Regions from separate parts of the Homo sapiens genome. Here all the other regions are linked to region 2. A link is an interaction called in ENCODE POLR2A ChIA-PET data of the cell type or tissue named here. Cell type or tissue: PC-9. All regions are shown on one strand. Each heading gives the region's core, and the rest is flanking DNA. Links, peaks and the distances in the headings are about the cores only. Region 1 overlaps EGFR (epidermal growth factor receptor). Region 2 has its middle 33 kb from the start of EGFR. Region 3 overlaps ELDR (EGFR long non-coding downstream RNA).

The links. Peaks named below come from ENCODE experiments on the same cell type or tissue, not always from the same donor. Only the 100,000 strongest peaks of a DNase experiment are listed, where the experiment ranks them.
Region 1: POLR2A ChIA-PET joins it to region 2 with 7 read pairs; 2 of 35 experiments call an interaction of 5 or more read pairs at or near these places.
Region 3: POLR2A ChIA-PET joins it to region 2 with 6 read pairs; 1 of 35 experiments calls an interaction of 5 or more read pairs at or near these places.

Annotation. Positions count from the first base shown.
Region 1 is chr7:55,154,246-55,164,320 of GRCh38, reverse strand. It overlaps EGFR (epidermal growth factor receptor), which reads right to left. Exons shown (of 28, transcript NM_005228.5): 8 at 8,375-8,491; 9 at 7,662-7,788; 10 at 7,489-7,562; 11 at 6,568-6,658; 12 at 3,983-4,182; 13 at 2,690-2,822; 14 at 498-588. Among named protein-coding and RNA genes, the nearest start is that of EGFR-AS1, 30 kb to the left of the region's middle. RefSeq lists enhancers at 6,968-8,167, 7,748-8,320. In PC-9, for the core only: no CTCF peak of the experiment used is centred there; a DNase peak (open chromatin) is centred at 5,600; H3K27ac peaks cover 814 bases.
Region 2 is chr7:54,981,115-54,991,189 of GRCh38, reverse strand. No RefSeq gene overlaps it. Among named protein-coding and RNA genes, the nearest start is that of EGFR, 33 kb to the left of the region's middle. RefSeq lists enhancers at 4,883-6,082, 8,805-9,304. In PC-9, for the core only: no CTCF peak of the experiment used is centred there; DNase peaks (open chromatin) are centred at 3,209, 4,309 and 5,619; H3K4me3 peaks cover 2,508 bases; H3K27ac peaks cover 3,558 bases.
Region 3 is chr7:55,245,403-55,255,074 of GRCh38, reverse strand. The region is part of intron 2 of ELDR (EGFR long non-coding downstream RNA); the gene reads left to right. It also overlaps the pseudogene LOC100130121. Among named protein-coding and RNA genes, the nearest start is that of ELDR, 5.4 kb to the left of the region's middle. RefSeq lists a silencer at 1-323. In PC-9, for the core only: no CTCF peak of the experiment used is centred there; DNase peaks (open chromatin) are centred at 5,504, 7,344, 7,657 and 9,464.

The DNA of each region.
Region 1 (10,075 bases), core at 2,974-7,973, 170 kb before region 2:
GAGGGGCCCGAATTCTCACTCATATTCTTTAAAAGATTATTGTAAAGAATATTGTATCTATATGTTATTGAACATATAGATACAAAGTTGTGCAGTTTAAAAAGTTTTGCTAGCAATTTCTTTAAAAATTCTTCAATTAATTACAAGCTAATGTTAAGAATTTGAGGATGTTTGATGAAAGCGATAAAGCAATGCTGACTAGGTCAGGGATGGGGGAAACCAGGTGAAAACAGCCTCCGTTAAATGTGAGGATTTGATAAGCTTAGATAAGGTTGGGGGTGTCAGCAGAAAGAGTGAATGTTCATCGCAGGCTAATGTGTGTGCTAATGTCACCGACACCCTGCCCGGACAGCGCTGTCAGCGCCTGCCGTCTCCTCTGGGAAGTGGCTCTGATGGCCGTCCTGCCCACACAGGATGCCCTGGGCCATCATCACTGTTCGGCTTCTGTGAAGGCCCTTCCCATGAAATGGACGTGGATAGCAGCAAGGGGCTCTTACCCGTCCTGTGCAGGTGATGTTCATGGCCTGAGGCAGGCACTCTGGGTGGCACTGTATGCACTCAGAGTTCTCCACAAACTCCCTTGGCTCACTGAGAGGAGGAAGAGGAAACCCGTCAGCCCACCCCTGAGACATTATTGCAGGAACACAAATCACCTCTTCAAAATTCCAAATAACTTGAGGTAATGGTCAAGGAGTTGGGACTCCAGGACTATATAGTAATATAATCAGCTGATTTTGTTAACTGAATCCTGGGTCATCTTCTCTCTGAGTAAACACAGGAGCTTCATTCATAATCAAGATATCTTTTCTGCTTTTTCTACAGCATAGTTTTTGCATATTGGGTAAGCAAGCCAAATGATAAAAGAAAAGATAGTCCTGAGGAGGTGTTCCCTGCCTCTAATACCAGATTCATGGTTATCAAAATTAAGCTGGAAAAATGATAATTTTAGATTAAGTGATAGAAAAAGGAAGGAGGGAGAATGAACTCGCTCAATGGTTATTACTAAAAATGGTGAGTGTGGAACACAGGTATGAAAAACTTAGCTTACAATATTTTGACATCCCTCAAGATGTACACATCAATGTTAAGCAAGAAGCTGATGTTTGATTGAAAAGACAGAACAGATGTACGGCTGTTTGTCAGTAAGACTGGACTCTGCCTAGTAGTCAAGCATAGTTCTACCCTCCAGCAGCGAACAAGGAGTGTTTATTCTCCAAAGTGTGTGCCTTGGCTAGGTGCAGTGGCTTATGCCTATAATCCCAACACTTTGGGAGGCCGAGGCGGGCAGATCACTTGAGGTCAGGAGTTTGAGACCAGCCTGGCCAACGTGGTGAAACCCCGTCTCTACTAAAACTACAAAAAATTAGCTGGACATGGTGGTGCACACCTGTAATTCCAGCTAGTTGGGAGGCTGAGGCAGGAGAATCACCTGAACTCAGGGGGCAGAGGTTGCAGTGAGTTGAGATCACATCACTGCACTCCAGCCTGGGTGATGGCGTGAGACTCTGTCTCAAAAAACAACAAAAAAGTGTGTGCCTTTCATCCTCCCCTTTGGTCAATGGCACCATTAAACAAAATGTGATACAGGGTTGTGTCTTCTGTGCTTCTTCTCTGGGTCACTGCCCTTGCTGAAGGGGGCTGGGCTTGCAGAGGGAGCAGGTGCTGCTGGACACCAGGTTTCTCTACACTAATGGAAGGACATGGGGCTCCCCACGTGGGCGTTTTCATCACCTTGCCTCTTAAGAAACACTTGAAAACTGAAAACATGAGACCACTGTCCATTTGTAGCTGTAAGGATTGCATCAATATTCCTTACTTGAAGTTGAAGCAGCACTATCAATTATGTGATTTGTTCTGAGCCTATCAGCTAAAGGATTCCTATAGAATTGAACTTGGTCCTCTTATCCTGCTCCTAAATATTTCTGGATCCAAGCTGTGGTCCATGCCCAGAGAGTAAAACAGGAAGAATTCCTACAGCCATCTGTAATTCCTATGGTGCTCACCAAATTTCCCTTTTTCTTTAAATCTTCTAAAACATGGCCTTGGCCTCTATCCTTCAGTTTTACTTTCCTATTTATGTTTTGTCCTCATTTGTCGTTCAAAGCCTTACATCAATATCAAGAACCTCAGAGCATTCACAAACTGCACTTTTTATTGATTGCAACTAAATTCAACAAACATCATTATGAATTATTTCTTTGTCCGTGGGTATATTTAAAGTCCCTGGTACTGTTTGATGTTCAACACATGCTGGGGGCACATAAAACAGATATTAACTTGGCAATATAATTTGTGTTAATTTATTTTCACACACCAGGAATCGGGCACTACAAAGAAAAGCCCAAATGGCCACGGTGTTGGCTAGATGAACCATTGATGACTGTCTCATTTGTCTTAGGAACTTTTTGTAGCTTAGAAAAATTTAAGATACTTCCAGGAAAAGAGATTCTATAAATTATTGGATTATATTAGGCAATAATACTTGCTTATTTCCTATTGTGCTTAAATTTGCCAAAAATAACGCAATCAAACAACTTCCCGTCTCCCCACAGAAAACCCAAAACCTCCAAAAGCCAAGGGCAAAGAATAAAAGGAAGAGAAAATCAAACAGAATGCCTGTAAAGCTATAACAACAACCTGGAGCCTTATTTTTGATCAACGCAAGGGGATTAAAGAAATAACCTCCTACCCCTCCAGAAGGTTGCACTTGTCCACGCATTCCCTGCCTCGGCTGACATTCCGGCAAGAGACGCAGTCCCTGGGCTCCGGGCCCCAGCAGCCCTCGGGGGAGCACAAGGCATGGCAGACCTGGCCTGTGGCCTCTGCGGAGACAGAGTGGGTCACAGCAGTCAGTGACAGAGCAGGGACCCGAGGGGCCGGAGGAGACGGCACCTTCCCGGGAGGGGCCCTGTGCTCCATGACCTTGGGTGACACAGACATGCTGGCTACCCCTGAAGGAGGAGGACACAGACTGGGCTTCCCAGAGGCCGACCGTGACTGGAAGGACAAAGTAGTTGTGCTGGCTGCTGGGAAGACTGAAATGTGCCTGACAGTGGAGGACAGGTCTTCCTCCTGGTGGGAGCCAGGCACCCTGGCACCCGAGAGGGGGTGCCGTGAGTCCTCCCCTTTGGCAATGGCATCAATTAAACCAGATGGGACTCCATGTTTTCTGTGCTCCCACGGCCACTGCCCCTGCTGAAGGAACCAGGTGTGCAGAGGAGCAGGTGCTGCTGGGCACAGGGTGTGTTTTGATGGTACCCAGGGCAGCCTGGAGCAGAGCTGGTGGTGTTCTGATGACAAATCCCACAGCTGATAGGAGCCATTGGGCCATTGGCTGTGTGCTGTGTGCTAGGCACCATGGAAGGGTTTTACACACAGGAATTTCACTGAATTCTCTCAAAGCACTACGGCGTAGGAATCATTCATATCTCCATTCTATGGATGAGGAAGCCAAAGCCTAAACAGATTAAGGGAATTGACAGAGGCTCAAAGCTAGGGAGGCCAGACCAGCACTTGACTCAAAGCTGACGCTGCCCGTGGCCAAGGCCCAGCACAGGCCAGGCTCTCACCAGCTTCAAAAGCTGAGGCTCTAGAGCCAGAACAGGAAGTGTTGATGTAAAGTGCTCATTCCATTCCTCTGTGTGTGTATGTGTGTAGCTGTAGTCTTTACAGGCTGAAATGAGCAGAGAGTGACCTACAACTAAAAGGTAATATAACTAATACTAAATTTAGTTACTTACATTACAAATAATTGGTAGCCTAAACCTCAGGGTAAATTCATCCCATTGAATGGTAATGATCTGGAAAAAGTTTTAATGGAATTCACATGGTAATTTCACAGTTAGGAATCTTAAGATTTTAATTTGCTTCTTAAGGAACTGAAAAAAGTAATTTAAATGGGAATAGCCCTTCAATATTCTAAATACAAATAAAGGACCCATTAGAACCAACTCCATAAACTAAACAGAAAGCGGTGACTTACTGCAGCTGTTTTCACCTCTGTTGCTTATAATTTTGGTTTTCTGACCGGAGGTCCCAAACAGTTTTTTCCAGTTTATTGTATTTGCATAGCACAAATTTTTGTTTCCTGAAATTATCACATCTCCATCACTTATCTCCTTGAGGGAGCGTAATCCCAAGGATGTTATGTTCAGGCTGACGACTGCAAGAGAAAACTGACCACTACATTGGAGAGAAGAAAAATCATGTGGTGAAAAATTATAAAAACAATGTATCCCTGAAAACTTTGTTTCTCCAGACCACCTTTGATTGACTACAAACTGCTTTCCAATGATGGTAGGTCATGCTGTGGGAGGCACACACTGCACCTTTTGAAAACTGCAGGTGTTTTTAAAGTTCCTCCAGGCAAAAGATAGTTCCTTGTTTATTTAGTATCTTTAACCCAGTGGCAGATGGGGAGGATGAATAAAATGCCTTAATGTCATTATATTTTCTCCATTTTCATTTTGCCTGGAAATTGAGAACATATTCTAACCTCTCAAACAGCCAAATACACTTCAAAGGTGTGGGTTCATCCATCTATCCACCACCCAACCTGTCCCTCTATCCATTCATATATTTATTGAACAAACACTAGAGGTTCTCTGTCCCAAATTCTGTGCAGGTTAAATATGTTTCCTCCTCTCCAGGACGCTTGATCTGGTGGTGACACAACCCCGTAAGCAGATCATTTTGAGCCGGTGTGAAGAGCACAGTGAGTGTGGGCAACATGGAAGCAAAGAGCAGGGGCCTCTGACCAGGTCTGGGAGGGATGCCTGGGAAGTGGGGCCTTCCTCCAAAAAGCTATGCCCAAGGTTGTGAGGCCCTGAAAGCAGTAACTGTGGCATTTTCTTCACCATCCAACATGACACTAGGATGCTATTGGGTGGTCCAATGTGTATATCAGATGACTGGATGGAAGTCATTCAGACCGAAGGGGGGATGTCCTCAGCCACCTGGAGGAGCAGGAAAGCACGCGGTGGACATGAGAACCACTAGCCCCAGCCAGACCACGATGGGTGTGAGAACCACTAGCCCCTCCTGAACCACGATGGGTATAAGAACCACTAAGCCCCTGCCGGACCACGATGGGTGTGAGAACCACCAGCCTCTGCCAGACCACGATGGGTGTGAGAACCTCTAGCCCCTACAGGACCACGATGATGCAGGCTGGGAGGGCTGGGCTGGTTTGGGGAGGGAGCACAAGGCCAGAGTGCACCTTGTGGAGGAGCTGTCTGTAATTGAGAAGGAGCCACAGGAAAGAGATCTGCATTTGCAGGAAGCTCTCATCTGACCCCAGGCTGGGGGCTGGGCCAGCTGAGAGCACTGGATGAAGAGACTGATGTTCAGGTGTTGGATGGCAGGGGGTTAGAGTATCATCCAGAGGCTTCTCCTCTCCCTGCTGCTCTTCTTTCCCCCATCTTTTTCCTTTCTCCTACACAGATGAGTGGTCTCGCATAGGAGCCTGTAACCAATACCATTAGGAATTCTCCCCCACATATGCCCAGGGAGGCCAGGACACCAGGGCAGAGCCAGGTTTTCCTTGCAGGGCAGGTCTGGGGCCTCAGTGAGTCACACCCTGGAACGTGTGGCCACCCTGTCTCAGTAGGAGCTGGAATCACCAGACTTCTCATTAAATGTGAAAAGTAAGTAACCCTTATCTTGTTTAAATCCCTACAACTAAGCCAACTGGCTCATACCAGCCATCCAAGAAAATTGCTCTAAATCTCTTATTTTTATAAGAATCTTGGTCAAAGAAAGCATTCCAGAGAATTCAGAGCAAAAAGGCCTTTCTGGGAAGCAACGGTAGCCACATATTTAGTATCAGAGATTCAGAGCCAAGGGAGTTTATGGGAGGCAATGCATATTTCACGCACTCTTATTCTCTTTAATGTTGCACAGTATTATCTAGTGCTTTAAGAGTCAAGTAGGGGCAGCAGTTCTCATAACGAGGCTGCTTCCAAGGCGGGTTTCACTAAGAGATTCCCATCTCCTCCTCCACACCACTAAACTGATGATTACCATTACCATATTAAAGATGCTTGTGTGTGAGCACCTGCATGTCTATTCCACTGTCAAAGCTGAAAAAGTGGAAATTCTTGAAGAGTGGTGCTAAAAAGTCTCTCTGGTCCCTGTGATAAGATGTGCATAACCTCAATTGCATCCTGAGAAAACACCAGCTGAACAGACATGGTTAGACAGTGTGCAAAGTACCTGACCCACACGTTTTGTAAGTGTCAAGGCCGTGAAAGACAAGGAAAGACACAGGAGCTAATATAGGTTAGAAATGGACTGAAAAGATTTGACAACTAAGTGCAATGTGGGATCTGGAGTGGACACAGAAGCAGAAGCACTGGCGAGCGCTGAGAAGTCTGTGGTTTAGCGGACAGCCTGTGCCAGTGGTCGTGCAGTCTTGCTCCCTGTGCCTGCTCATGTGAGATAGCATTTGGGAATGCCGGCGAGAGATGCAGGAGCTCTGTGCCCTATCTTAGCAACTCTCCTGTTAAGCCTAATTTCCAACTAAAAAGGCAAATGTAATCTACCAGGCTTTGGCTGTGGTCAACTTACTGTTGCTTGGTCCTGCCGCGTATGATTTCTAGGTTCTCAAAGGCATGGAGGTCCGTCCTGTTTTCAGGCCAAGCCTGAATCAGCAAAAACCCTGTAAGGCAGATGAAAGACTTCAGACACACACCACGTAGGAGTTTCTTTTTTGTATGAGACATTACTCTAGACTCTCAGGGACTCTGTATTATATGAACAGTAAGTGGGAAAATTGGATTTGCTTTCTTTTTCATTATCATCTTCTCTGAGTGTACATGCGCAGGGCGGACGCAGGCCGAGCCACAGTTCACAGCTGCCTCCCGCCTTCCGCTGCGATTCCGCATGTCTCCCGCCGCCCCCCTGGCTGTGGCCCTGAGACCCCTGCTGCGCCGCGTATCTGATTACCCCGAAGAGGCTCCTGCTGCGATTATCTGCCAATTGTGGATCTGGTATCACATACAAGGAGCTTTACAAATTTTCCTTATTTGATTCCAACCTTAAAACAGTCTTGTTATTTTGGTCTAATCTTCCCATTTTAGAGAGGAAGGAAGCGGAGCTCAGGCGGCAGTCATAGACCCGAGGCTTGCCCGTGGCCCCACAAGGCTCTGGCGTCCAGTTTCAAAAGCCTGAGGCCCAGGCTGCCTGTCACCTACCCCTGTCCCCTCCCTCTACCCTCAGGGGTTATGGGCCACCAAGGCAGCTGGCTGGGGCCGGGCGGGAGGGAGAAAGCGTGTTTACACCGCAGTGAATGACCCAAGCCTGGACTTAACGTGTCCCCTTTTGCCTGCAGGAGAAACTGCACTTTTGAAAAATATCAAAACATCAGCCATTAACGGTAAAATTTCAGAAGAAATGTTTTTATTCCAAGGGAACAGGAAATATGTCGAAAAGTTCTCTCTCTAAAACACTGATTTCCCATTTATATTCATGTGATAATTCAGCTCAAACCTGTGATTTCCTTTACGGTTTTCAGAATATCCAGTTCCTGTGGATCCAGAGGAGGAGTATGTGTGAAGGAGTCACTGAAACAAACAACAGGGTGATTATTGATCACCAATCTCTACCAGTTAAAAAGGCAGATTTTGTTTTTCTTTATACAAGCAACTGAACCTGTGACTCACCCCCTAAATGCCACCGGCAGGATGTGGAGATCGCCACTGATGGAGGTGCAGTTTTTGAAGTGTTTAATATTCGTAGCATTTATGGAGAGTGAGTCTTTAAATTCACCAATACCTATTCCGTTACACACTGCAGAGATAAGAGAGACGTGTATTCCGTTCACATTTGTTGGATTAAGAATAGCTAGGGATCCACAGGCAGAGGGAAGCAGGAAGGAATTCCGGTCACCGGAACCGCCACTGCCACATCATCCTTCATTCACTCAACAAACACTGAAGGGGCTGGGGAGAGTGCAGGCGGGAAGGGGGGACACCAGGACCTATAGTACACTTTGGGGCTACGGCGGTGTAGGAGATGCCATCCCTGTCACCTCACACTGACCTTGCGTTCTCCTCATTATTTCCCATGGGCCGCTTGGAGCTGCACTGCTTCCAGCTCTGCCTTCCCTGGATTCTCCCCAGGGCTGGGCACCTGGCAGCTGCTGAGCGGGGCTGGCTCTGTGACTGTTCTCATCAGAGCCCCCCACCCCGTCACAACCTTCAGTGCCTTCCCATTGCCTAACCTAGCTTTACAGCTTTATCTTCTGTTTTAAAGAAACGATATGTATAGTTGTTTTTTAATGAGAAGAGGAAGATGTGTTCCTTTGGAGGTGGCATGAGAGCCCAGCCTCAGCAGCCGAGAACAAGCCTCGTCCGCACACCGGCGGGCTTCCTACCTTTGCGGCAAGGCCCTTCGCACTTCTTACACTTGCGGACGCCGTCTTCCTCCATCTCATAGCTGTCGGCCCCACAGGCTCGGACGCACGAGCCGTGATCTGTCACCACATAATTACCTGGGGAAGAGAGCATGAAAGGAAGGTGATGACGGTGGCACCAGGTGCTCGGGCCTCACACAGGCGGTCCAGGTCCTCTTGAGGGGTGATGGAAAGGCTCCATCCTCCTTTGGCTTTATTTACTTTAAGGACAAAGAATGAAAGGTTGCAAATAGAGAAGGAATCCCGTTCAAGAGTTTAATAACATTCTAGGCCGCAATGTGGACAATACAGGTGTTTCATCATGGCAGGAAACACTGGGTCCCTTGAGGGGCCAGCTGTTTTGCGTCCCAGCAGGCACCTCAGCCCTCTCCTCCACCTGCTCTCACCTTTAAAGTAATTCATTTGTATTAATAGCAGACTTCTGCGTTATTTTTAGGAGCTCTATGTCTTCCTTTTTTGTTTGTCTGAGATGGAGTCTTGCTCTGTCACCCAGGCTGGAGTGCAGTGGTGTGATCTCAGCTCACTGCAACCTCCGCCTCCTGGGTTAAAGCAATTCTCCTGCCTCAGCCTCCTGAGCGGCTGTGATTACAGGCGTGCGCCACCACGCCCGGCTAATTTTTGTATTTTTAGTAGAGACGAGGTTTCACCCTGTTGGCCAGGCTGGTCCCAAACTCCTGACCTCAGACAATCCAGCCCCTTCAGTCTCCCAAAGTGCTGGGATTAAAGGCATGAGCCAATGAGCCACTGTGCCTGGCCTGTTCCTGTTTTAAGTTCCCCAAGAAGATCCTCAAAAATATTTATAGGACATTGATGATTCTTCTGTGAACCATCTGCTCTTGGTATCTCAGGCTCGAAGTGTTTTCCTATGGATTTTAAAGCTCTGTTAAGCCCTATCTCAAAGATATATCTGTGTCATCACTGTGGCACATTTTTCTTTAGCTTTGTTTGTCATTTACCTTATAATGGCTTATTATTTTGTGTTTTTTTTTTCCATACGGAATGTAAAATTTTTCATGTACACAAATCTGGCAGGGTAAAATCTCCCCCTCATAATTGTTCTTTCAATTTTTTTTCTCAGTTAATCTCCCCTTCTAGAGATCAAGAGTGGCTTCTAAAACTCTTTCATTAGACAAAGTTTTGCTTTCTCTGTCAGGAATTATTTTATGTCACAATTTCCCTAAACCCTGGAGCCACCAGTACAAATGTAAGTACAAACAAGCAAAACTCAAACCCAAACCATTAAAACAAAACAAAATAAAAACAAAAACAAAACCTCTGCAATACTCCTAAGAGGCATAACTTTCACTAGAATTTTAACCACTCAAGAAGGCAGGTCTTCTGATAGACTCTCTGATTTCGGTGTATTAAATACCTGCTTGGCACAAGCACTAAACAGTGGCATGCCCACGGCTTTGTGCCCAGCAGACAACTGAATACCCACGGCTGTGGCTGCTGGATGAGTGGTGAGGGCTGAGCAGCAGGTGTTTCTCCTGTGAGGTGGCCTGGCCACCCAGATCTGCCCTGTGCACTGAGCAGCCCCCATGGGTGGAGATGGCCACCACCTGCCCGCTCCTCGGTAGCAAGCCAGCCCCTCCCCTCGCCTGTGTGCCTGGACGGGCACAGGGTCGCCTCCTCCAAGCAAGGCAAACACATCCACCCAAA
Region 2 (10,075 bases), core at 3,104-8,103:
CTACCATGTCCCTTTGAAGACTGTAATTTGTTTATTCATTTTTCACTCACTCATTCACTAACAATTGTTCGTTGAACATCAGTTATGGGCCAGGCACTCTGCTAAGTGGCAAGGATGCCCAAAGGAATGTAAACATTGACTGGACCTCTGAGGAGCAGACTAGTATAGAAGATCCAAATTGAAACAAAACAAGGCAAAACTGTGAACCTGATTCGATAACAGCAGAATGTGTTTGGACAAACCATAGGGTACAGAGGACACAAAGATGAACTCTGCTGCCCAGATCCTCTCAGAATGGAGGAAGCACATTTTCAACCATGTTAGAATGGAGTTGGAGAGAGAGCAAGATCACACAAGGCAAAGAGGTATGAAGCGGCCTACGGGCTGCTCACTACTGTTAGAATGTGAGTTTCTAAGAACAAGGAATTTGCTGGGGATAAGGCTGGAGAGGAAGACAAGGGTCATGTTGAGTTGGGCATTATATAGCCCTGGCTAAGGGCTTTCTCTATGTTCTTTGGGTACTGCCACTGCAAGAAGGAAATAGAAATATTTACTCTAACTCCAAAAAGTAACTCTAAAAGATATTTTGCTGGCAATGCAAACGGTAGCAGGCAGAAGGAGATGCTTGAGTATTTAATGCCTGGGGTTATTGCAAAGGCTTTGCAGCTTTGGAAGTCCTGGGAAAAATGCCTTGGGTAGGGCACATTCTCTCAGAAGAGTAGGGACTGAGGACTCGCAGAGCCTGTGAGACCCAGGGAGATGGAGGAGTGAGGGGATAGCCGGAAGTAACAACACAGGTGCCAGGTCACAGAGATGTGGGCATCCAGGTGACACAGGCTTGTTCTTGAGCGTGCATTGGGCCTGGATCCTTTGTGAATTTCTTAGGCAGGGCTGAGTAGGGGTGTGTACGCTGAGAGCCCACGCAAGATAAGAGGCTGTTAGAATTTGATTTTAAATTCTATCTGCCAGTTGTGAAACATCTGGGGATGGCTGTGTTTTTGTTCTGAGGCTTAGACATAATGTAAGTGAATCATTTGTCATACAGTAGAGTCTTAGTCCCCTCATATGCGATTTCATTTCCTACTGACAAAGAAAGTAAAACTCAGAGACACAGAGTAATTTCCTCAACATCACAGAACAGCACAATTACTTCTTGTCTAAGAAGAGAACCTCAGCATCTTGGCTTAATTTCCAATTCTCCACCCCTCAATGGCAAGTTGTTATTGAATTTCTACTGAGAGACAGTAGTTGCTTGTCATGATGAAATTCAAATATTATTCCTTAATGAACAAACATGGCAACTTTCTATCATAATATTTGTGCAAAAATGTGGCTTTTACAACCAGTCACTACGGGGTGAGACAGGTCTCGGTTTTCTTCCCCACCCTGTTCTACTCATTTTCAGAACCATAAAAAAACAGAAGCACATAAGTTCCAAAACCCATAAAAATACATTTACATATACAATCAGGAGATACAACATGAGGTTTTAATAAACGTTACTCAGCTATGTGACATGTATTCTGAGTTAAATACTCTACAAATGTCATCACATCTGGTTTTCAAAAATGACATCTCTTTTATGTAGTATGTGGACAATTTTGCAATTATATGTTGCTTGTGGATTATTAACTTGTGAAAGTGGTTCAAACCATATTTTCATTGTTATAAAAAATGGCACTAACTACCCACATGTGTGATGTGTTATTGCAGACACTTGAGAAGAACTGTGAAACTAAAGCTGGCATTGCCAGTGCTACAGTTCATAAGCAATGGCTGTACCTAGCCAACATTCCAATATGCAATTCAGTGAAAAAAGGGAAATCAATGGAATTAGCAACATTAATGGCATCACAATATATTGATGTATTCTTCTCACTCTCCTCCTGCAGAACTCACACTCCACCCTGGGTATTCACTGCGCAAGCACGAGCTCCCTAGAGGCTGGTGGATTATTTAAATCTCTCTGTTTTATTTGAACTAAAACACAGAGACAAGTGTGTAGTCAGGTGTTGATGGCTGTGTTGCAAAGGGAAGGTCCATGAATTACTGATGTGGAAGCCCTTGGGGCAACAACAACAACAAAAAAAACCAAGGACTGTTTCATGTTTGGTGGTGGTGGTGGTGGTATTTCCCAGATTCTATAATTTATTCAGCAAAGAACTCTGCAAAGAACTCTCACCACCCCATTCTTCTTTCACATGATTGAGATAGTTATTGTCATTTGCAATCTACAGAGCCTTCCTGAACACAAATTGTGATAGTATAAAATACACAAGGTATGTCTATAGAGATACGAGATCAATTCCACTGGCATATTTCTGTCTAGATTGTGAAGAACTAGTTTCCTAAAACTACTCTACTGCTTACTCGGTAGCTGAGGGACCATGTTTCAGGAGAGCTAGGACTGTGGGTGAGATTGGACTGATGAATGTCCACCTCCATGATTTTATGATAGCCAATTACCTTATTACACAATTAGGCCTTGTAAATAGATGGGGACATGCTCAGTCAACTGTACAAATATTAGACATAGATTTGGTGAAAGATTTAGATTATGTATCCCTGTGAGTACAAGAGCTTTTGGTGTGGTGTCAAGTCCTGAGGAAAAATATGTGAATTGTATATTCAGAGATTAAGAAGATAAAGGGACAAATTAATACCTGCTATTTAATGATTAGAAAAATTGCCAACTAATTATGAAAATTAATAATCTGTAAGCTCATTTATTGTATGTATAAGTGAAAACAGTAGGTTACTAGCATACTGCAGTGTTTGGCCTTAATAGCATCTTTATAAAGATAAAAATAAATGATAGTTGAAATAATAGAAATGAATTTTTGAAAAGTGTCTTATTCAAGTAAAGCTCTGCTTATGAAAACTGTTCTTTATTACAAACAAAAGCCCACTTTTTGGCCTTGAAATCCAAGCTTTTCTACTTACAGTTTTTACCTTTTATAAAGTTGTGTCAATAAATCATCAAAACTAGCCAAAATGGATTTCATAGCAGAAAGTCTGACTTGAAACCATTTTTACTATGGTGTGATTTTCCAGCCAGAACTTGTAAAATTACCAAGAGTGACTGTTTTAAAAAACAGTATTGTAAATGCTTCATCAGCCCTGGGCAGCCTTCTTTAACTCCTGACTCCAGGCAGCTTGAGCTTCTTCCTTCTCTGTGTGTTTGTGAAGACTTTGACCTGCCTTGTAAATCTTTGTTTACATGCTTGTCATCATTCTGGACAATGATCTCCTCAAGGTCAGAGGGTGCTTTTTTATTGGTGGTTTGTTTGTTTCCTGGTTGTTGTTTATTTAGGGTTAAACATAACACATATCCACGATAAAAATCAGATGTTTAAAAATATAATAAAGAAAGTTTAAAAATTTAGATCAAATCCCATTAACAAGAAGTAATCATTCTTGGCATTACGTGCAAAATTTTCTAAGTCTAGTGTCTGTGTGTAGTTGCAGATATCAAGAAAGAAAAAATGGGCAGAAATAATTGTAGAACAATAAAATCAAATTACATGTGTTATTTTGAAATAAATTATATTACATTTAATTTTACTTGAACTTAAAAGAAACTAAAGTGAAATTAGAACAACTGAAATTTATTTTTATCTTGATTCTAAATTATCTCTTTAAATTTAAGCAAAGGTTATAAAAACCTTTAAAAGACCATTATTTTGATTAACTAAGCATTTTAGCATTAGGCTTTAGTTATTTATTATCCTATAACTCCCCATTTTTCTTATTTATATTGTTATTTAATTTTAAAATTTTTATTTTGAGATAATTATAGATTCACATCTACAAAGAAATATATGAAATAGTACAGAGATTCTGTTTAGCCTCCATCCAGTTTCCTTCAAAGATAGCATCTTGCATATATACATTATATAGTACAAAATCACAACCAGGAAATCAACTTTGATGCAATCCACTGACCTTATTCAGATTTCATGAGCCTTATATGTACTTATATGTGTATGTGTTTAATTCCATGCAATTTTATCACATGTGTAGATTTGTGTGACCACCACAAACCAAGACGCAGAATAATTCTATCACCAGGATTCTTCAAGCCTTGGCACCAAGAATGTGTTCTCCATCCCTGTAATTCTGTCATTTCAAGAATATCACATACATGGATTCACATATTAGGTAACTAACCTTTTGATACCGGCTTTTTTCACTCCACATAATCCCCCGAGATCCATCCATGTTGTTGCATGTATCAATATTTCATTCCTTTTTATTGCCGAATACTATTCTGTGGCATGAATGTGTCACTGTTTGTTTAACCAGTCACCTGGTGAAGGATATTTAGGTTGTTTCCAGTTTTAAGGTATCACCAGTAGGCATCTATGTACACTCATGTGCAGGTTTTTGAGTGATTTTCAGGGACCCCCCCCGAATAGACACATGTGAGTACAGTTTCTGGGTTGTATGATATGTGCAGGTTTAGTCTTTAGAAACCGCCCCACTCCAGGATCAGTGGACTATTTTACATTCCCACCCGCAATGTGTGAGCCATCCCATTTCTTTGTGTCCTTACAAATGTTTGGTATTATATTAAGTGCTCATGGTAATCACAGTTACATCCTTTTCTATAATCACTATTCACCACAATTATTTCTTTCCATAGTTATATACTTAAATGTATTGAATACTCAGTACCATAAATGCTGTGTTTGGATTAGTGTAGGGATCTTATGAAGCACTTTTGTTGCGCTTTGTGTTTAAAAATCTTATTTAAAAAAACTATTGATGCAATAATCTCTCTAGATTCTTACGTGTTTGAGAACTTCTGTGGCCTTTCTACCTGAAGGAGAAATTTACTGTGTAACAATTCTGGTGGGCAGTTTCATTTATCTTCTGGCATTTCTGGTTACTATAGGAAACCCTACTTCCTCCCCAAAATGTAACTCGCTTTTTTTCCCCCTGAATACTTACATGATTCTTCATCCTTGAGATACAGTAATTTCACGGGCTGTGCCTTGTTGTGTGTTCTCCAGAATGTGTTTCTTGTGGGTTAATCTGCATTGTGAAATATTTCCTTATTCCAGAAAAGCCTTCTCATAGCTTTGAATATTTTCTGTTTACTTTTTCCTGTTCTCTTCATAAGAAATAACAATTCATTTAGCCTCTGGCAGACCCTCTTGGCTTGGAGTCCATAGGAACAGCATTTGACACAGCTCTCCCTAGCATCTCGTGGTGCTGTTGTGGTCTTCAGGGGACACTCACTGTCCCTAAGACCTCAGGGCATCTTACAGCTCAACCTATGGCTGACATCTCCTGACTGGGAACCCTCTGTCCTGCTCAGCCACACTTGAGTCTTGGCCCCAGACAGGCAGTGGCTGCCAGGTGAGCTTCACTGCTTGTCACATGGGTTTGTACATTTCTTTGAATTGTTTATGAAGGGTTCAAGGAGGGGGAATAAAACAAAATGACAAGGTCCATCTGAATAGGAGAGCTCGGCCCTCTTCACCTCGCTGTCCTCCTGCTCCAGGCAGTGTTGACGCAGAGCTGGATAATCCTTATGGAATGTTTGGACAAATGAGCAGATGCAGAAGTGATATTCTGCACCAAGCAGAGTCATCGAAGATGAGAGTGGCTGCAATCAGCTAAAAGAAATCACCAAGACTGGCTCTGACAACTGTGACTGAGTGAGTCATGAAGAACTCATTTAATATTTTTGACCATTTCCTGAATTGCCCACATACAAACCCAGTAAATGATTCATTGTTATCCATTCTCATTGTGAAAATTGCTGAAATAAAATGATCATTATGGTCCAATAATTTTGGTTGCAGCACTATTCACAACAGCAAGAATATGGAATCAATCTAAGTGTCCATGAACGGATGAAAGGATAAAACAAATGTGGTATACACACAATGGAATATTATTCAGCCATGAAAACGAATGAAATCCTGTCATGTGCAGCAATATGGATCCTATCATTTGCGGTAACTGGATGTTAAGTGAAATAAATCAGGCACAGAAAAACAAATATCACATGTTCTTACTCATATATGCAGATAAAAAACTGGATCACCTGAAGATAGAGAGTAGATTGGTGGTTATCAGAGTCTGGGAAGGGTACATGGGGAGGGAGAGATGAGAGAGAGAAAAAAGAATCTGAACATAGTTATTACCACTCAACTGTACTCTTGAAAATGGTAAAGAGGGGATCCCATTGAGTTAAAAAAGCTTCTGCACAGCAGGGGAGACAGTCAATAAAGTGAAGGGACAACCCACAGAATGGGAGAAAATATTTGCAAACTACCCATCTGACAAGGGATTAATAACCAGAATATATAAGGAGTTCCAACAACTCTATAGGAAAAAGTCTAATAATCAGATGAAAAAATGGGCAAAAGATCTGAATAGACATTTCTCAAAAGAACACCTACAAATGGCAAACAGGCATATGAAAAGTTGCCCAACATCACTGATCAGAGAAATGCAAATCAAAACTACAATAAAATATCATCTCACTCCAGTTAAAATGGCTTTTATCCAAAAGACAGGCAATAACAAATGCTGGTGAGGATGCGGGGAAAAGGGAACCCTTGTGTGCTGTTGGTGGGAATGTAAATTAGTGCAACCACTACAGGGAACAGTTTGGAGGTTCCTCAAAGAACTAAAAATAGAACTGCCATATGACCCAGCAATCCCACTGCTGGGTATATACCCAATAGAAAGGAAATCAGTGCATCAAAAAGATATCTGCACTACTATGTTTATTGCAGCACTGTTCACCATGGCCAAGATTTTGAAGCAACCTAAATGTCCGTCGACAGAGGTAGGGATAAAGAAAATGTGGTACATATACACAGTGGGGTACTATTCAGCCATAAAAAAGAATGAGATCCTGTCATTTGCATCAACATGGATAGAACTGGAGGTCATTATGTTACATGAAATAAGCCAGGTGCAGAAAGACAAACTTCACATGTTCACACTCATTTGTGGGAGCTAAAAATGAAAACAATTGACGTCACAGAGATAGAGAATAGAAGGATGGTTACCAGAGGCTAGGAAGGGTAGCAGGGAAGTTAGAGAAGTGGGGATGGTTAATGGGTAAAAATATGTAGTTAGAGGGAATTAAATAAGATCTAGTATTTGATACCATAATGGGGTGACTACAGTCAACAATAATTTATTGTACATTTTTAAATGACTAAAAGAGTATAATTGGCTTGTTTGTAACACAACGACATGAGAAATGCTTGTGGTGATGGATACCCCATTTACCTTGATGTGATTATTGCACATTGTATGCCTGTGTCAAAATGTCGCATGTACCCCATGAATATATACACCTACTATGTACCCATAAAATTAAAAATAAAACATTTAAAAATAGTAGAGATGGTAAATTTTACATATATATTTTACCTCAATAAAAATAAAATTAAAACAGCAGCAATGAATAAACAATATAGCTATAAAGAATATAGCTATCTTCATTAAGTTTCTAGGGTCTGCCAGATTTTAGCTGTTACAATTACTATTGGAATTTTATAGGTAAGAAGAAGAAAATGACTTTCTAGGTGGCAAGCATTCTATGGCCACAATAGCATCTCGTTCTGTAAGTTTTCTGATTGACCCTGTTCTTAGTGTTCAACGTGGGACTGAGAACGTGGGTAGGACATCAGGGCTCTAATTTTCTGCAGATGCTGATAAAGTCTTGGTAAATAATTGTAAAGTTTAGAATCCTGAAATTCTTTTGTTTTAGTTGTCAATGTTCAAGTAAGTCTTTATTAAACGTAACAAATGCTGAGTTAAAAGAGAAAAAAAAACAAATGAACAGGGAAACTTTAGACATTGCTGCTGGGAATCAAAGAGGTACAAGTATTGGAAATGGAAACTATTTGTTAAAATTAAAAATTTATTTCCTGTAAACCGGTAATTTAACTTCTAGATATAGAATTAACAAATTCAAGCCCACATGTGCCAAAAGACACATACAAAGGATTATAGCTGCATTGTTTGTAATTGTTGCAAATTAGAAACAACCAAAATGTCCACCATGAGTAGAATGGATGAGTAAATGGTAATTCATATGAGTAAAAGCTATCTATTAATTAAAAAGAATTAACTAAAGCTACATGGATCAATCCACAAACGTAATTTTCAGTGAAAGAGGTCAGGCTCAGATTAGTGAATGATGCATTATTCTTTTGACAGAAAGTTTGAAGCCAGGCAGAATGGACCCCTGGCATCAGAAGTCGGCATGGTGCTACCTTGGGTTGAGGCAGGGGGCACGGAGCTGCTGGGTGCTGGCTGTGTTTTAGTTCCTGGCATGTGAAAGTTACGTAAGTAGGTTTACATTTAATCATCAAGTTGTTCATTTTTGATGTGTGCACTTTGCTGTTCAGTAAAAAGTGAAAAAAAAAATGTAAAAACAAACCAAGAGGACAGATTTTAACATGGGAGTTTGGAAACAGAAGAGGAAATAGCAGTGGAAAACAGACCTCTGTCTGTCCGTGTATGAAAATTGACAAGACTAAACATCTTAGGAGTAGGAAATGAGGACTCTTGAAACCGAGACACATGTGAAGGGAATCCTAACAAATGACCAACATATTAGCAAGGTATTGGAGTTGCCTAGGGCAGCACAGAGAGAGCGGTGTGTGAACAAGTTTTAAAGATCACAATGGGATGAAAGACTTAAGCGGTGGATCTGTTTTAGAGGCAACCTCTTATTGTATGATCAGACAGTCTCGTCGTAATGATACAACGAATTTCATGGAGGGAAAATAGTAGGTCCCTTGTTTTAAAAAATAGTCTCATCAAATGCATCTGTCTCTGAGAGCAGAGAAAAGGAAAATTACAATTAATGAAACGGAAATATACAGAGGACATTCAAAATAATCATGTGGAAAATCATATGACAAACATCAAAAAAAGTCAAAAACAAAAGGAAGAGACAACGGTATAAAATAAGCCGTAAATAACATACATGTTATGATTGGATAACATCAAGTGCATTCGTCACTACGCTAGGTGGGGTGGGTGGAGGTCATCCCCACCTCCTGGCCAGCGCACATGCGTGCAATCCCCTCCCCTTCGTGTGGGCTGGGCCAATGACTGGTTTCTAAGAATGGGACACAGCGGAAGTGATGGCTGTCACTGCTGAGGTTAGCGACATGAACACTGCAGTTTCAGCCTTGGGCTGCTGTCTCTGCGCTGAGGGGAGCTGGCTGCCATGTCCTGAGCTGCCCTGTGGAGAGGGTCACGTGTCAAGGAACTGATGTCTCCCACTGTGGAAATAAATGAAGACCACCCAAATAAGAACAGGCAAAGGCTGTTTATTCAGAGCTGCTATAGCAAGGGGGTCCATGGCCATCAGTTGCATCCTGACAGACTCAGGCAGGCAAGGAGTGGGGAAGCTTCACCGTGGAAAAGGGGAGGCTTCGGGTGCCCTGGCAGGGGCTGTGGGCCTGAGGAAGCCGGGGGCGGCTGGTGAGAAGTGGGCATCCCATGGGACTGGCTAGGGGACATACTGGGCTTTCTCTGGTTGGCCCTAGATTGGAAGCAGGGATGAAATCTAGGAAACTGTGAGTTATTAATCAAGTCCTGGCTGTTTGGGTCTGATTATTACAGACTGCAATGTTTAATTTCCCATGTTATTTCTAGAGACAGCAATCTGAATTCCTACAAGCCTGGCATGGAGCAGGCTGGCCTCCCTGGCTGGTTCCTGTAGATGAAGGCTTGGCCTCCTGGGCTGGCTGCTGCAGGGGGTGGGTGGGAGTTCTACTCTTATAGATGCTCTGGCCATTGTCCATTTGTGTACTCAGTCTCTCACCACTGAGAGCCAGCAAGGACCCAAGGCCTGGAAACAACCTGGCGAGGGGTCTTGGTTGTGGGTCCTCCCCGTGAGCGTAGAAATGACCGCATACCAGATTCAACTAAAAAATAAAATCCAGCTATTATCTGTTTGAAAGAAAGATTTAAAATATGATCAAAAAAGGTGGGAAAAAAAGATGAAAGTATTAGGTCCAGGAAATGGATGGGGAAGGGGAAAACATATATGTGAAACTATAAAAATATTTAGCTTTTTTGG
Region 3 (9,672 bases), core at 4,673-9,672, 260 kb before region 2:
GGCTCCCGCCTTCCCGGCCACACCGGGAGTGTGTGAGGGGGGACCCTTGGCCGGCAGGGGGCGCTCTCGGCCACTCCATCCGCCCGGTCACCGCGGGATCCCGCTGCTCCATCCCGCCGGTGCCGCCGTCGCGCCTCCTCCCGCAGCCCAGCTCTGCCTCCGCCTTCGCTCCCCGACTCCTCCCTTCTCCCTCTCAGTCCCGCAGGGAAGCTGGGCTGGGCGAGAGGGTGTCTCCTGGGTCCACCGTGGAAGCCCGAGGCGCGGGTGCGGAGCCAGCCCAGGGCTGCCGGCGTGAGCTGCAGGGCTGGCCTGGTGCTCATCCTCTGCCCGGGGCGCGGGAAAGGCGAGGGACGCTGTGCTGGATCTGTGTGCTCAGTGGCCATGCGTCGGCCTCAGGACTGGGAACGAGGCGAGAGACACAGATGTGGGTGATTTCCCTGTGGAAGCTGTACCCGAGGCCGTGGGAGTGGAGGGCACTGGGCTGCGAATGGAGACAGGATGCCCCGAGGGCCCGGGAGCGGGAGGTGGAGCGGGTCCCAGACGGCAGGGGCTCGGAGTGGGAGGCAGCGGGACTGGGAGAGCCGCGCTGGGGCCGCAGGGGTGCGCAGGGAGCTTCCTGCCCTTTGCACCTCAGGCTCCGGGAGCTGATTTGTTTCACCTTGGGCAGGTGCAGGATCTGCGCTTGCAGCCACCTTACTTCGTGGGCTGTACCTGAGGTGACAGGCAGGGTCTTCTCTGATGAAGTTACCCACACGAGTCACCACGGGATGACGGTGAGCAGGTGCCACGGAAGGTAACACTGAGCGCATGCGGTTAAAGGACAAGAGGGAAAGGGTGAGGGCAGACCAACGGTCATTTTCACAACTCTTCTATGTTAGTCAGGGTTCTCTAGAGGGACAGCACTGATAGGATAGACCTATATATGAAGGGAAGTTTATTAAGGAATATTGACTCACACGATCACAAGGTGAAGTCCCACAATAGGCTGTCTGCAAGCTAAGGAACAAGGAAGCCAGTCTGAGTCCCCAAACCTCAAAAGTAGGGAAGCCAACAATGCAGTCTTCAGTCTGTGGCTGAAGGCCCGGGAGCACCTGGCAAACTACTGGTGTAAGCCCAAGAGTCCAAAAGCTGAAGAACTTGGAGTCCAGTGTTTGAGGGCAGGAAGCATCCAGCTCGGAAGAAAGATGGAGGCGGGAAGACTCAGCCAGTCAAGTCCTTCCACGTTTGTCTGCCTGCTGTTATCCTACCTGCACTGGCAGCTGATTAGATGATGCCCACCCAATTGAGGGTGGGTCTGCCTCTCCCAGTCCACTGAAATGAAATGCTAATCTCCTTTGGCAATACCCTCACAGACACACCCAGGAACAGTACTTTGTATCCTTCAATCCAATCAAGTTGACACTCAGTATTAACCATCACACTCTGCAAGGAAGGTGTTTTATGTCCATTTTATAGAAGAGAAACTGAGGCTCAGAGAAGTTGTTATTTGTCCAAGATTACAGAGCCAGCTTCTGGCCAACCTTGAGCGATTCAAAAATTGAAGCCCCTTCCACTAGGTCCCACTGACATCTGGATTCCACCTGACTACTGGCTGCACAATTTCCCCTTAAGTCAGTTCCTCTGTGGTTGTGCCCAGCTGCCCCGCTTGGTAGAATTATCCAGTAGACATTTTTCAGTCCTTGTCTTCCACACCATCCCTCTGGTGTTTGACCCAGATCGTGCACTCCTCACAATGTTCCTCTCCTCTGACTCCTGCAAAGCTGCCTGCTTGCTTCTCTGCCTATTTCTCCTCAACATGTTTCATTGGCTTTCTCCTCACAGTCCACCTATGGTTGCTAGTGCTCTCAAGGTTATGTTCTTAGATATCTTCTCCTTTAACTTCACATGAAGAAGCACAAACCACAGTGGCATCATGGGCATGGAGGGAATAGTAACCTAAACAGCCAATGAATGTCAGATCCAGGAGCTGCTGGAAGATGACACAGATGCATGGCCCAAGTGAGGGGGTGGTGGGGAGAGAGGGTAGGAGCGTTTGTGAGCAATGAACCAAGCCATGTCCAGACGTGGGCTTAGGCAGAAAAATGGGGAATGTGGGGGTCCCAGGAAGCTAGCCCTTAGGAAATTGTTTTGGGTGGATTGGGGAATTTGACATGCGGAAGCTTAAAACTTACATTACTAAAGTCATGCCCTTAGGTTAGGGACTATTTTGAGTAGACACTTCAGGAAGCCTGAAGTGTCAGGGCAGCCATCAGGAGCTTGCTTTCCGTGGAGCTCTTTGAGAAAGGGCCCAGAGGGTTTGAAGTCCAACAGTCAGGATTCATAGACACTGGGGATAAGATTCATGGATCACAGTGGGACAATAAAAATTGCTTTTCCCCTGGGGCATGAGGGAGAATCTCTAGGAATTTGCAGAGAGCACTTACAGAATGACACATGGTAACACTCACATGCCATCAGCCCAGCTCCAGAAGGACTTAAACTTTTTCACAGAAAGAACAGAAAATTGGAAAGAGCAAAGCTCCCTTTCAGAGGCAGCTGGAAGCCTCTCCTCCCAGTCTGCAAGTCCCTGGGGCTCTTCCTGTCCCTGCTGCTCTGCACTGGTGTTCCAGAGGCAAACATGGCCCAGGAGCCACATTCAACCCACCATCTCCTCTGGCCAGCTTTTAATAGAGGGTGTTTCAGCTTAATTTTTAGTCAAGAGCAGGCCCTGGGACCCTGAGATCACTGAATGTATTTGGCATTCAGTTATGAAATGAGCCCCTTTAGACAGACCTCGGACTTCTTAGTGGCATCCCAGGCCCTCTATGCCCTTAACTTAGGCTTGTGATGAGGTATCCTTGCGTCTGCTGGTCTTCCTAAAGAGGACCAGCCCCTGGAGGCAAACCTCATTGACTAATCCAGGTACTCTTTCCAATGTGCGGGAGGCCCCCACTAGGCTGCAGTTCTCAGCTGACTGGAACTGACGCCTCAGAGGAGATGTGCTGACCCACTGAGCCCTAGATCTTTCTAGACGTGTTTTTACTCCACCCTACCTTCTCCAGCTCTCTTTGCTCTTGATTTCTGATTTGTGGCTTTGGGCTCCTAACTCTCTATTTTTTCATATTGTTGTTTCTGCCTAGAATGCTCTCCCCATCACCCGACAACTCCTCAGGTCGAGAGTACCTTTTCAGACCTCAGGCCTCTGTGACACCAGACAGTGGCACAAACTCATGCTTCCCTCAGTTTCCACAGAAAACCATGGAATCAAGGAAAGACAAACATGGGCAAAGGCACAGTAGGGTAAAGCAAAAGACAACCACACCCCAATCTCCAGGAAAACTTTCACTGATGTCAAGGTGAATGGTAATCAATTGCCAAGTGTACCTCAGCCTCCTGAGTAGCTGGAACTACAGGCACAAACTACCTTTAGAGATGGAGTCTCATTATGTGTCCCAGGCTGGTCTCGAACTCGTGGCCTCAGGCCATCCTCCTGCATATCTGGGATTACAGGCACAAGCCACTGCACCTGGCCCTTCCTTCTTAACTAGTACAGGAAGGTGGAGAACTTGGGGACACATTCCCAACCAGCAAGAATGCAGTCCATGTGGGCTGGAGACATTCTTCATGCCCTGTTTTCATACATTGTGGCTAGCCCAGAGAGATCTCTCCACTCAGGGATGAATGAGCACATCTTTCTTTCACCTACCAATCACCAATCACCCGCTGCAATACACCATGCAATCTCTGGTGTGTTTTAAGCACAATGATTCAGCCCACCCTGACATGGGTCCCCCCAAATCTTTACCCAAACAGGTCCACTCCAAACCACGTTAACAAGCCACGAGACCTTTATCAGGGATTTTGTAGGTGTTCAGTGTAGAGGGTTTATGCTGCAAACCCTATGGTATAACTTCACTTAAAAACCCTCCAGGCCGGGCGCGGTGGCTCACGCCTGTAATCCCAGCACTTTGGGAGGCCGAGGTGGGCGGATCACGAGGTCAGGAGATCGAGACCATCCCGGCTAAAACGGTGAAACCCCGTCTCTACAAAAAATACAAAAAATTAGCCGGGCGTAGTGGCGGGCGCCTGTAGTCCCAGCCACTTGGGAGGCTGAGGCAGGAGAATGGCGTGAACCCGGGAGGCGGAGCTTGCAGTGAGCCGAGATCCCGCCACTGCACTCCAGCCTGGGCGACAGAGCGAGACTCCGTCTCAAAAAAAAAAAAAAAAAAACCCTCCAAATATATCTTTTCCCCTGGATTCTCTCCTGGAGTCAGCTGCCTCGTTTTCCTCCTAAGAATCTCTGTGTCTGGGCCTCTCTGGCTGGGCTGCTGCAGCCCCTGACTTCCCTGCACAGTTCCTCTTAGTCTCTCCCATTTGCGTCTTCATCCTCATTTGCTGCTGGCCTAACATAGATTGTCCTTGGGATTTGACCCTGTGCTGGAGGCTACTGGCACTCTCCCATGCCTGCCCTCCCTTCTCTCTACAATAATGCATTTGGAATTTTTAGTTGGGTGAACAACCACCCAGAGTAGACTCTACTTCCCAGTGAGGTGTGGCCGTGTGAATCACTCCGATGGGACACGAGTGACATGTGGACACCAGCTCCTAGAAGGGCACTGAAGAGCAGCGACACACTCCTTCCCAGCCCTTGCCTCCTTTCTCCGGGAATACTGTGGTTAGACTCAGGACAGCCCCCTGGAGGCTGTGTGCTGAAGCTCTGTGCCTGAGCCGCAAAGAAAAAATAGAACATGGGCCCCTGATGGATGATTCGACCTTTTATTTCAACTTAAAAAAATGTTTCCAAGTTTTCTCTGTTGTATTTTTTTCTACATGCATTATTTTTTTACCATCCGTAAAAAAATAATTTGAGGCCTATTTTAAATCTTACTTTATTGACTTCCATGATTTTCTCCTATCACAGAAAAAATAAAATAATTGATAACTAGATTCTGAAAATATTTTACAGTTTTGACAACAGGAGTTTGGAGTCCTGGCAGCAGAGGTCCCATTTGGGCCCCTGATTTTCTCTCTCCAGGTCTTCAAGTCTTTAACTGAGCCTTGCGTCTACTGGCCCTGCTCTCCTGCAAACTATTTGACCGTAGGATTTCCCTTCACCACAACATGTGAGGAGCAAAGGAGACAAAGTGAGGGGAGTCAAAGGGTGGTGTTGGTAGAGAGAGAAGAGTCAGTTGCTCCTGTATTCCTGCTTTTTGAGGAGCCAATAAAATGTTTTTTTTAGGCGGAAGGTAGTTACTGGGCCTTCTACTCATTCATGATCAAACCTGGACAAAAACCTGAAGTGCTGCCTCTGCTTCTCATCCTTGTACAGGGCTCAGAGCCCAGGTCCAGGCTCTTTGACTGCAGGAGTGGGAGCTGGGGTCGAGGAGACAGACTGTACTGTATGCCGACCTCCACATTATGAGGCCTGCTCCACTGGAAATCGTCTGGAGGGAGCTGTAGTCACAGCTCTCAGATGGCCAGGCATGCCTCCTTCCTTTGCAATCTGCACAGTCCTCTCCTGGAGGAATGTGGAGAGATCGCTTTGCCGGAGCCTCCTCACTTAACCTGAAACTCGGGTCATGGTCTGAAGGAGGCAGTTCTGCGTCACTCTTAATGATGAAACCAGAGGAAAGAGGCTCTTACTGCTCTAGTTTTCTAAATTTCAAAGATGCAAAGTCTCAGCAAACTCAGAATATAATTGAGCTTCCCCAGGAAAAAGTCTGCGTAGTTCTGGTTCTCTGGCTCTTCTTGATCTTTCTACCCAAGGAGGTCCTATTCACAGAACCATATATATCTCTTGCTAATCTCTCAAGTTAAATGATAAATATTATTTAATTACAAACCATTGTGCTAGCTGCCCAGGGTAAAGAGTTTGTTGTCTGCAGAAGCTCATGACCTAGAGAGAGACAGTCACATGAGTGAATATAAGGGCAGGAGCTACCACAGATATACTAGCAGAGTTCAGCAGGCGTGTGGCTAGTTTGGTTGGGAGGAGGAGGATGCTTGGGTCTATGGAAGCTTTATAGAGAAGGACTGGGTTGTGAGCCAAGTCCTATGGGATGGATGGCAATAAAGACATCCCAGGCAGCAGAAACAGCTTCTGGAAATAGTGAGCCAAGCAGACATTGGGATATGAGGTGCATGAAGGATGATGATGGTGGTGGATGTCATCACACAAAACTAGAAATCAGATGGGGCTTCGAACACCACAGTCTATGCAAAGGATAATTCTGTATAATTTCAGAAAACAAAAGTGACATGTAGGCATCTGTGTGTCAGATGAAAGAGGAAAATGCAAAGACCATTTAGGAATGGTGCTGGCGAGTGCAAAGGAGACCACAAGGGAAGGACGTGCAGAAGACCTTCCGCACTCGGCCGGCGGGTGCAGCGATGGTGATGGTGTGGACCAGCTGAGAACCTGCCCTGCTGTGCCAACCCCACTCCACTAAAAAGGGCAGCCAGTATTTTCCTCCCACACGCTTTGATTGCTTTTGATATAATGACAATTCGTAATATTTTTATAGAGTAGAAATATTCAGTCCTTTCTTTACTAAGGTTGCTCAAAATTTTGTTTCTTTTTATTTCTTTGTTTGTTTTGAGACAGAGTCTCGCTCTGTCACCCAGGCTGGAGTGCAGTGGTGCAATCTCGGCTCACTGCAACCTCCGCCTCCCGGGTTCAAGCGATTCTCCTGCCTCAGCCTCCTGAGTAGCTGGGACTACAGGCGCCTGCCACCAGGCCTGGCTAATTTTTGTATTTTTAGTAGAGATGGGATTTCACTATGTTGGCCAGGCTGGTCTTGAACTCCTGACCTCGTGATCCACCCGCCTTGGCCTCCTAAAGTGCTGGGATTACAGGCACGAGCCACCGTGCCCGGCCCAAAATTTTGTTTTTTATTGATAGTGTAGAAAAGGAATGGTTTTATTTTTGCAAATTTTACAAAAATATTAGTCATGTGAATTTAAGGCCAAGGGCTTGGAAGCCACCCATGCCAGTGAGGGCCTTGAGACCTCTGCTTTCACTCCTCTGTATCTTTCTTGAAAACTACTGCAAGGCTGTAACCTGGCAAAAACAAATAGCAAATTTTAAAAAGCTGTGCGATCCAGGAAATAGTGGATCTAAACCAAGAGAACTCTGAAGAGAAGTTCCTGGAAGACAGTAATGCACCAGTCCTAGGAAGCAGTGAGTTTTCCTCAATGTGGGAAAAGCAGAGCTCTTTCCCCAAACACACAACACAGCTATGTGAAGATACCAGAAGGCTCCCATACAGAAGCTCAACTACAAATGGCCAGTCTATACTTAGGACTCATAAAAAGGTCACACCATGAAAAGAAACTACATTTTTCAGCACAGAACTGCTAAGATGGAGAGGAAACCTGACCCCAGCTGGCACCCTGCTATCTCTGATAGCTAGGAATCCTAAATTATGAATCAGAGCAGAAAAGGGATTAGTGCAGTGATCTGGTAAATATTTTATTTCCCATTTTGACTTTGATTAATAAATAAACAGTGATTATATTTTATAAAGAAATAACTTTGATTTTGGAAAACTTATGTCTGCCCCCATGAGCCTGACAGTTTTGCAATACCTAATGACTTCTCTGATGAGATAAGCAGTGGCATGAACAGATGTGATTTGTGGTATCGTATAATGAAATGTGACAACATTTGAAAAAATTCATAACTCAAGGATCCAGTATTTTCCAAATGACCAGTGCATTTTGCTACAAAATGCTGCTTGAGTAAAAGATCTATTCAAGCTGCAATGGATATGAGTGTGACAGAATAAGAAGCCTTAATTGACATGGTTTCACGTTCCACATCGCAAGGAACCTTTGATAAACTACTATTTTTGCGTTTTGGTGTAATATCAAAAAGAATATCCACAATTACCCCAAAAAGATGAATACTCTTCCCTTTTCTGGATTTTATGCAAATATTTCAATCATGATAGCATACCACAACAGATTAAAGATATTTGTGAAAACATAAATGTGCCACTCCCCTTACTAAATTTTCATTTGAAAATCATTATTTTTTAAAATAATTTTTTCATTTATGTTAACGTGTAGTTTATTATTGTTATTTTAAATGAATTAATAAATACTTGAAAAGTTTCTTACCTTTAATTTCTACTTCAGCGAGTACTGATAGATTTAAACCACATAACCAAAGCTCTTTGGAGTCTTTAGTAATTTTTTGAATACATTTTATTTAGCACAATCTCTACCATTTAAAAATTAGGTGTTTATTCCCACCATCCTCACCTCTATTACTGTTTTACTTACAAATACTCCTAGAAACCTCTGGAGATTCCTTGTATGCCTCCTCCTGTAGACATATTGCACTGACATAGCATTGAAACCCCCATGTAGGGTCATGTGGGGAGAAGGCTCATTGTCCCTCCCGGGCCTCAGAGAATTGCAGAGGCTGTCATTTTGCAGACACACAGGGGCGTGTGGTGCTATTCTTGACATGGAGCTTCAACAACAAAGCTCGGCAAAGCACAAAATGCAAAATAATCATGTAAAACATTAAGTGGCACATTATCAAATCACAGCTTGTAAATAATGCTGTTATTGTAATTCTCAGGTTCTCAGAGAATCATAAGTTCAACAGAGGAAAATGGCTCATGAGACAAAAATGTCCATGTGTTGCCTGCTCTGGTAAGATCAAACAAGTATTGAAGCCAAGCAACAGGGTTGGTCCAGTTTGTATTTGTGCTGACAGGTGGGGAACGTCAACTCCGGGAGCGCTGGAGTTTTCCCATGGTTGGTTTCTGTGCCATTAGCATGCCCTTGCAAGTGATCACAACTAGAATTGTTGTTACTGCTCTTCACGGGGTCTTCAACATGAGTTGTTGAATTGTGATAATGGGCCCTGTCAACTGAGTTTAGTTCAGGCGGGCACATAGCTGTCTGATCTAAAACTGAGGTTTTTTTTTTTGTGGTTTTGAAAAGGTTCATTAAAATCAGGGCTGGGTGTTGTGGCTCACACCTGTAATCTCAACGCTTTAGGAGGCCGAGGCGGGCAGATCACCTGGGGTCAGGAGTTTGAGATCATCCTGGCCAACATGGTGAAACCTTGTCTCTACTAAAAATACAAAAATTAGCCAGGCGTGGTGATGCGTGCCTGTAATCTCAGTTACTTGGGAGGCTGAGGCAGGAGAATCGCTTGAACCTGGGAGGCAGAGATTGCAATGAGCTGAGATTGTGCCACTGCCTTTCAGCCTGGACAACAGAGAGAGACTCCGTCTCAAAAAAAAAAAAAAAAAGATTCATTAGAATCCAGACTTGCAAAGTGTGTCAACTTATGGCAAAACATATGACATCCATCTCAAAACCCTGCGTTTTCATTCAGTAACTTTGCAAAGCACTGCAGTAGTTGATGTTGTAGGGTTAGAACTTTGTTCGCGTGATACTGCTCAGCTCCTTTGGGTGCGGCCCATCTGGGTTCTGACTCATAGCGGGGCTCTGAACTCCTTCCTCTTGGCATTTGGCTGATAGGCATTAGATATTCTTCTTATTAGGAAAATTCTAGAAGTGACTGCAAAATAACTCCTATAAACTACAAACTGAATGCTGATCACAGGCTGAGCCCTTTCTGATGAATTGCAGTCACAGTGATGAGGGTCGGCTGAATCACCAAGGCAGTGAAGTGTGGAATCCGGGCACCAGGATACACATTCCACGCTC